2 separate regions of the Homo sapiens genome follow, and region 1 is linked to region 2. The links are chromatin contacts, found by Hi-C or POLR2A ChIA-PET in ENCODE. All regions are on one chromosome and are shown on one strand. The core of a region is the stretch at or near the end of the contact, and the rest is flanking DNA. Distances in the headings are between cores, read along the strand shown.

Region 1 (3,236 bases), core at 1-2,500, 510 kb before region 2:
GCCGCATTTGTCCTCAGTCTGATTCCTTCCTGACACCTGGGGACCGAGTCAGAAGCATCTGGCCTGTCACTCACTGATGGCCTAGTCTCAAACTCCCTTTCCCGCCTTAATTCCCCTTCTCACATCCTCTGCTTGTGCTCTTCTCGACACGCTTATTTCTGGGTGTCCAAATCCTTGTCACACTTCCTGAACTCAAAGAAATGCCAGGCCAGGCTGGGGGCGGTGGCTCACGCCTGTAATTCCAGCACTTGGGAGGCCGAGGCAGGAAGATCACTTGAGCCCAGGAGGCTGACGATGCACTGAGCCGTGATCACGCCACTGCATTCCAGCCTGGGCGAGAGCGCTAGACCCTGTCTCAAAAAAACAACAAAAAAGAAAAGGCCAACTCACTACTTCACCCCAGAGTCCAGCACACGGCTCTCAACGCGGTGAGCGCCTGCTGCACGTCTGGATGAGTAAAGTGTGGCTCCTGTTGTCATCCAGCCACGATCTGTTAATGATTCTTACTGAACACGTGGCTTGGCCTCTCAGAGCACCAGCCAGCAGTTAAAAACACAAACCAGCGGCCAAAGTTCAGGGCTCTCCACCCCCACCAGCCGTGCACCTGGGCAACACCGCCCAACGCCCAGAGGCTCTCTCCTGGTCTCTGCAGAGGGAGGCACCGGCACCTCCGCAAGGGACGCGCCCAGGGTTCGCGTGAAGCCGCCAGGCAGCGCTGGACCCCGCTCCATGCAGCCCAAGCCCAGCGGGAGCCTTCAAGCTCGAACTCGTCGCGGGTGTAAATTCTCCCCACAAACAAGTGGCTCGCGGCTCAGCCTGCAAAGCCCAGCTCGGGCGCTGAACCCAGCAGCGCCCGAGCTGGATCCCGGAGCTTGCTCTTCCCAAGTCCCGGGCCCGTCTCTCCGCGGGCGCGAGGCATCCCTGAGCCCGCCCCGGCCCCTCAGATCTCCAGGGACCGGCTGTCGGGGGTCCTGAGCCCGCCCCGCCCCGGCTTCCGCCCCCGCCGCGGGGAACTCTGGGACTGTCGTTCCCGCCCGTGCCGGAAGCCTCGGCGCGGCAGCGCGACACGAGGCTCCCCAGACCCAGCCGGGCAGTGCCGCTAGCGAGGCGGGCAGAGCTGCCCGGGTGGCACCCCGCGCACCCTGTGTTCCGGAGGCACCGTGAAGAAGCCCTCCTTACGAATACACTTCAGACGGATCTGCTCGCACTCCAGATCTGGCTCCGCCATGCCGAGCGCTGGCCCCGCCTCTCTTGCGCGCAGGCGCAGACGCGGACGGCCCCGCGGCGCAGGCGCGAAAGCTCCTTCCCGGGCTTCCTCTCCTTAGCAACGGTTACCAAGAGACGCTCCCGCGGGTCCGCCCTAGGCGCTGGGCTCCAGGGATCGGCTCCGACTGCTGCAGTTCGGGCCTTATTTTAGGGTGAAGCCCGGGCAGCCGACCCGGCTGCGCCGTAGTGGGAGGCCACGGCGATTACCCAGGTGAAGGTCTTCCAGGTGAGACGGGTTCCCCCAGGTAAGAAGGTCCTCCAGGTGGGAGTCCTTCATGTGGGGAGGTCCTCCAGGTGGGGGGGGAGGGTCCTCTCGGTGGGGGGTCCTCCAGGTAAGAGGATCCTCTAGGTGGGGGGGGGGGGTTCCCCAGGTGAAGGGCCCTCCAGGTAAGAGGATCCTCTAGGTGGGGGGGGGGTTCCCCAGGTGAGGGGACCTCCAGGTAAGAGGATCCTCTAGGTGGGGGAGTCCCCCAGGTGAAGGGCCCTCCAGGTAAGAGGGTCCTCCAGGTGAGAGGGTCCTCCAGCGGAGGGGGTCCCCCAGGTAAGAGGGTCCTCCAGTTGGGAGTCCTTCAGGTGGGGTGGTCCTCCAGGTGAGAGAGTCTTCCAGGTGAGAGGGTCCTCCAGGTGAGAGGTGAAGGTGAAGGTCCTCCAGGTGAGGGTCAGGTCACTTGGTCCAGGGATGTGGCTTCAGCAAGCATTTGGGTGCCTCCTCTGTGTTCAGGACATGGGGACTCCAGGAGACTGAAGGAAGCAAGTGGCAATGTCCATGCTGTCAAGTTCTGTCACAGAAATAAGCAGGAGTGAGTGAAAGACAGGAGAGAAGCTCTGTGAGGGGTGGCATTCAAGCTTAGCTTCTGGGCAGGAAGAGGCAGCTATGTCAGCATTCCCTAACAAGGTTTGGCAAAGTAGATACCTCCCCTCACTCATGGAAGACCTGACTTCCCAGGCTGGTAGAAGCTTCTCTCACAGGCACCTGCCTCTCCAATCTCTTTCACAGCCCAGCCCTGGAAGGTGGAAAAAGAAAAGTTGACATGGAATGTTTAGGAAGCACCATTGGTCCAGGTCCAGGATCGGGGCAGCCAGCATGTCCTCTAATCTGGCTTCACTGTTGAAATCCAGTCGAGCAAGCAGGGCCCAAACCACTGCGAGACCAGCTCGGTCGGGCCCAAACCACCGCCCACTGCGAGACCAGCTCGGTCGGGCCCAAACCACCGCCCACTGCGGGACCAGCTCGGTCGGGCCCAAACCACCGCCCACTGCGGGACCAGCTCGGTCGGGCCCAAACCACTGCCCACTGCGGGACCAGCTCGGTCGTGGAGACCCTAACCCAGCGGCGCTAGAGGAATTAAAGAAACACACACAGAAATATAGGGTGTGGAGTGGGAAATCAGGGGTCTCACAGCCTTCGAAGCTGAAAGCCTCGAACAGAGATTTACCCACATATTTATTGACAGCAAGCCAGTGATAAGCATTGTTTCTATAGATTATAGATTAAAAGCACTTCTTACGGGAAATAAAGGGATGGGTCTGGCTAGTTATCTGCAGCAGGAGCACGTCCTTAAGGCACAGATCGCTCATGCTATTGTTTGTGGTTCAGGAACTCCTTTAAGCGGTTTTCCGCCCTGGGTGGGCCAGGTGTTCCTTGCCCTCATTCCAGTGTGGGAGTCATGGCCATCATGAGCATGTCACAGTGCAGCAGAGATTTTGTTTATGGCCAGTTTTGCGGCCAGTTGATGGCCAGATTTGGGGGCCTCTTCCCAACAGCCCACAGCCAGACCTAGACTCCATTCAGATTGGTTTTGATCAGCATGTAGAAAATGGGGGAGTTGAGTGTGGTATACAAAATGGGGGTGTTGGCCAGGCGTGGTGGCTCATGCCTGTAATCCCAGCACTTTGGGAGTCTGAGGCGGGTCGATCACGAGGTCAGGAGATAGAGACCATCCTGGCTAACACAGTGAAACCCCATCTCC
Region 2 (3,222 bases), core at 716-3,215:
TGGGCCCACGCTGCCTGCCTGGGGGCTCACCAGGAGGCGGCCCAGGACCCCAAGGCTGCCCAGGAGAGCTCACAGTCCTGAAAGCTGAGCTGCTGGGGGAGGGGCAGGCAGGGTCCTGACACTGACATATTTTGCCTCACAGTGGAGTGAATTTGAGCCTTGGCGATAGTCCCCTTGCCATCTGGCCCCCACCTCCACCACCTCCCCCAGCCTCCAGCTGTCGGGGGAGGGGGTTATTGTCCCCCAGCCCTGGGCGAGAAAAGAAGGGACAGTGAGAGGGAAGGCTTCTGAGGAGGGAGAGGTCCTGCCTGCCTCCCCACCTGCCACAGAGCCCCCTGGGGCCTTTTGAAAGGCAGACACTCCCAAATCCAAAGGAAGAGGTCTGGAGGAATGTTTTCACAGGCGCCAGCCTCCCCACCACCATGCCCTGGGTTGGGGTGCCAGGGAAGAAACCCTGTCCCCAGAGCAGGTGGGGAAGGGCCCTGGAGGCATGGAGCCCCCCAGCCTGCGCTCCCCGGCAGAGGGCTGAGGGGTGGAGGGCCGGGGGGTGAGCACGCATGCTGAGCCACTGTCTCCCCCCACCACTGTCTCCAGATGGGGGAGTCGGGGGTGGCAGGAGCCGTGGTGCCCTCAGGGGCAGCTGCTGGAGGGTCTGGCTGGCCAGGCGCCTGGTCAGCTGCCAGGGGCTGAAATTGGAGCCAGCTGGAGCTGGGAGGCCTGTGGGAATGAGGGGACTCAGGAAGCCCCTTCAGTGGGGGCTGGGAAAGGAGTGGCTTCCCTTACTCACTGTGTCCAGCACTCCCTGACCACCCCAGGACCACAAGAGCAATGAATACTGTGAGCACCGCTAAGCCCTTTATGTGCATTCTCTCTCGAATTGGCCAGAGAGAGGCTGCCCTCTTGTACCCAGTGACGTCCCAACCACAGCCGGCCATGCCCCAGCCCAGCCCAGTCCCTGGGGGCTGAAGCCACTGAGGCCACATCCTCCATGTCTAGGTCCCCCTAGGGTGTGAGGAGACGTGGCTCCAGCTAGGCAGTACCCATGTCGGGTGTGGGGGGCTGAGGCCTGGGCTTCCTTCCACTCTGGCTTGCTCCCACGTTGGAGAGACCACGGTGCCAGCAGTCCAGACAAGATTTTTAGGGGCAGAGTCCAGCAGCCTCTGGGGGCTGGGCCCCCAGGCCTGATCACCCCAGGCAGCTGCGGCAGGGTCCCAGGTGAAGCCCAGGAACAGAGCCCCCAGGGCTGCCACACGCCACTCTGCAAGGCCGTGTGTTGCGACCTGGCTCGGGCTGGGCCCTCCCAATCGAGAAGTAGCCGTGAGGGTGAGTTCCTGGGGGCAGGGCCTGCAGCCACCCCTGCTGGCCAGGAACTTGGGGTGGGGGGTTTGGACAAAACCCAAGACTAGCCAGGGGTCCTGTGCCCACCGCAGGGAGTCCCTATAGAAACCTGGCCCCCAGCCCCCCAGAGAGGGGCACTCCTGCCGCTCCCCCCTCTCTCTGCTCCACTCAAGACTGGCAACCCCCAGACCCCGGCAGCGGTTCCTCCAAAGAGAGGGCACGGCTACCTGGGTGGCCCCTGCCTGGGGTCCCTGACCCCAGCAGCACTCTGCAGTCCTGGGGGTGATTCCACCAGATGGAGTGTTTGGTTACACTCACTCCCCACAACCCCTGGGGTGCTGCCCCCAGCCCAGGGACCCACCCGGAGCCACTCCGCTCACAGGCCCCCAAAGGCGACCAGGGCCAGTGGTTCTGGGGGAGACCTGTGCGGCTGCAGTTGAAGACACTGTCCCGCAGCGTCGAGGGAGGCAGCGGGGACCCCCGCAGGTGCCGATGCCTTACCTGGGCCAACAGCCCGAGGACGAGGAGGAACGCGGCGTCCATCGGGGCCGAGGCGGGAGCCGGGCCGGAGTGCACCCGCGACCCGAAGAAGCGCGTCCAGGCTGAGTGACAGCGCAAGTGCGCGGGGCGGGCCAGGGCCAGAGACAGAGACAGCACGTGTGAGGGGGGCGGGGAGGGGGCGGGGCAAGGGCTGAGTGACAGCACGAAGGAGGCCTCTGACGGGCCGAGGGCCGGCCTGGGCAGGGCTAAGGCTGAGTGACAGCGTGTTGGCAGGCGGGTGGGGCGGAGCCTCTGGCGAGCTAGGGCGGGGCGCAGGCTGAGTGATAGCCCGTGTGCGAGTGGGGCAGGCGGGGCGGGGCCGGGGCCGAGGGCTGAGTGACAGCGCAGGTGCGCCGGCGGGGCGGTGACCGCACGAGGCTGGTGGGGCGGAGCCAGAGGAGGATGGGGCGGGCGGGGCGGGGCCGAGGGCTGAGTGACACCTTGTGAGAGTGCGGGGTGGGGCCGGGGTGGGGCCGGGGCGGGGCCGAGGGCTGAGTGATAGCTTTTGCGGGGTTCCGGCGGGCAGGGCCAGGGCTAGGTCGGAGATACCCCGGCTTGCTGCGTTGGGAGCAGAGCCAGAGGCCAGGCTGTGGGGAAGGCAGGGTGGGTGCGTCCGGGTCAGGGACCAGCTGGGATTCCTGGCTTCTTCATTTCCTGCTCCTTGGGCCCGGCTCGCCCCTGCTCCAGGGAATCTGCATTGTAGTCCCTGCCGGGGGACACCTCTTGAGCACTTCCTTGGGCCCCTCGCCTCTCTGGCTGCGTCTCCTGCGCCTCCCCGCATCCCACTGAACGCTAGGCCCGCCTTCCACGCACCTCCTCGCGACCTCATTTTGCCCAGCTCTTATTCAGTATGGAACTGCTCTGGTTCACACGCCTCTGATACCAGCGTGGCTCGTAGGACACCCCCAATTCCCCCAGTCCACGCACCTCCTCCAGCATCCCCTTGTTCCCCGAGGCCCCCTGCCTGGAGCACCTTCCTTCCTACAGAACTCCTTCTCATCATCCCTCAACACCCAAGGTCAACGCTGCCGCCTCCTGGAGCCTCCTTGCCACCTCGGCCAGAAGCCCTCCCTCCTGTTGACTGTGGCACCTGTTCTCCCCTTCGAGACCCCGCCCCCTGGGATGGTGTGGGTGTGGCTCAACACCTGCACAGGCCCAGCGCACGGTCAGGAAGGTCCTGGAGAGGGGGTGGAGGGGGCTGGAGGCAGGAGGATCCTTTCTTTTGAGCAGGCAGGGTGGGGAGTGGGGGTTGCCGACCAGCCCAGGGCCGGGCCGGGGAGCCCGTTCCTCTCTGTGATGGGAGCAGACCCGGTACCTCTGCTCTCCTGTCGACGGCGGGTGGCT

What was found. A loop is a pair of places that touch in the nucleus more often than their neighbours do. ChIA-PET counts read pairs that join two places held with the same protein, here RNA polymerase II (POLR2A). Pooled maps may share reads with other maps.
Region 1: a map of naive thymus-derived CD4-positive, alpha-beta T cell shows a loop between it and region 2 (16-fold over the local background). The contact joins the promoter of CDK10 here to the promoter of CDH15 in region 2. A Hi-C loop is called at or near these places in 1 of 168 maps with a recorded cell type or tissue (naive thymus-derived CD4-positive, alpha-beta T cell) and 5 of 50 pooled maps. POLR2A ChIA-PET finds 5 or more read pairs at or near these places in 3 of 52 experiments (HEK293 and activated CD4-positive, alpha-beta T cell).

The regions. Positions count from the first base shown.
Region 1 is chr16:89,684,703-89,687,938 of GRCh38, reverse strand. It overlaps CDK10 (cyclin dependent kinase 10), which reads right to left and starts at 1,250. Exons shown (of 13, transcript NM_052988.5): 1 at 1,142-1,250. The coding sequence starts at 1,228. LINC02166 (long intergenic non-protein coding RNA 2166) reads left to right here and starts at 1,027. Exons shown (of 3, transcript NR_184152.1): 1 at 1,027-1,492; 2 at 2,264-3,129. RefSeq lists a silencer at 816-1,065.
Region 2 is chr16:89,170,491-89,173,712 of GRCh38, reverse strand. CDH15 (cadherin 15) reads right to left here and starts at 1,965. Exons shown (of 14, transcript NM_004933.3): 1 at 1,840-1,965. The coding sequence starts at 1,881. RefSeq lists a silencer at 1,890-2,529.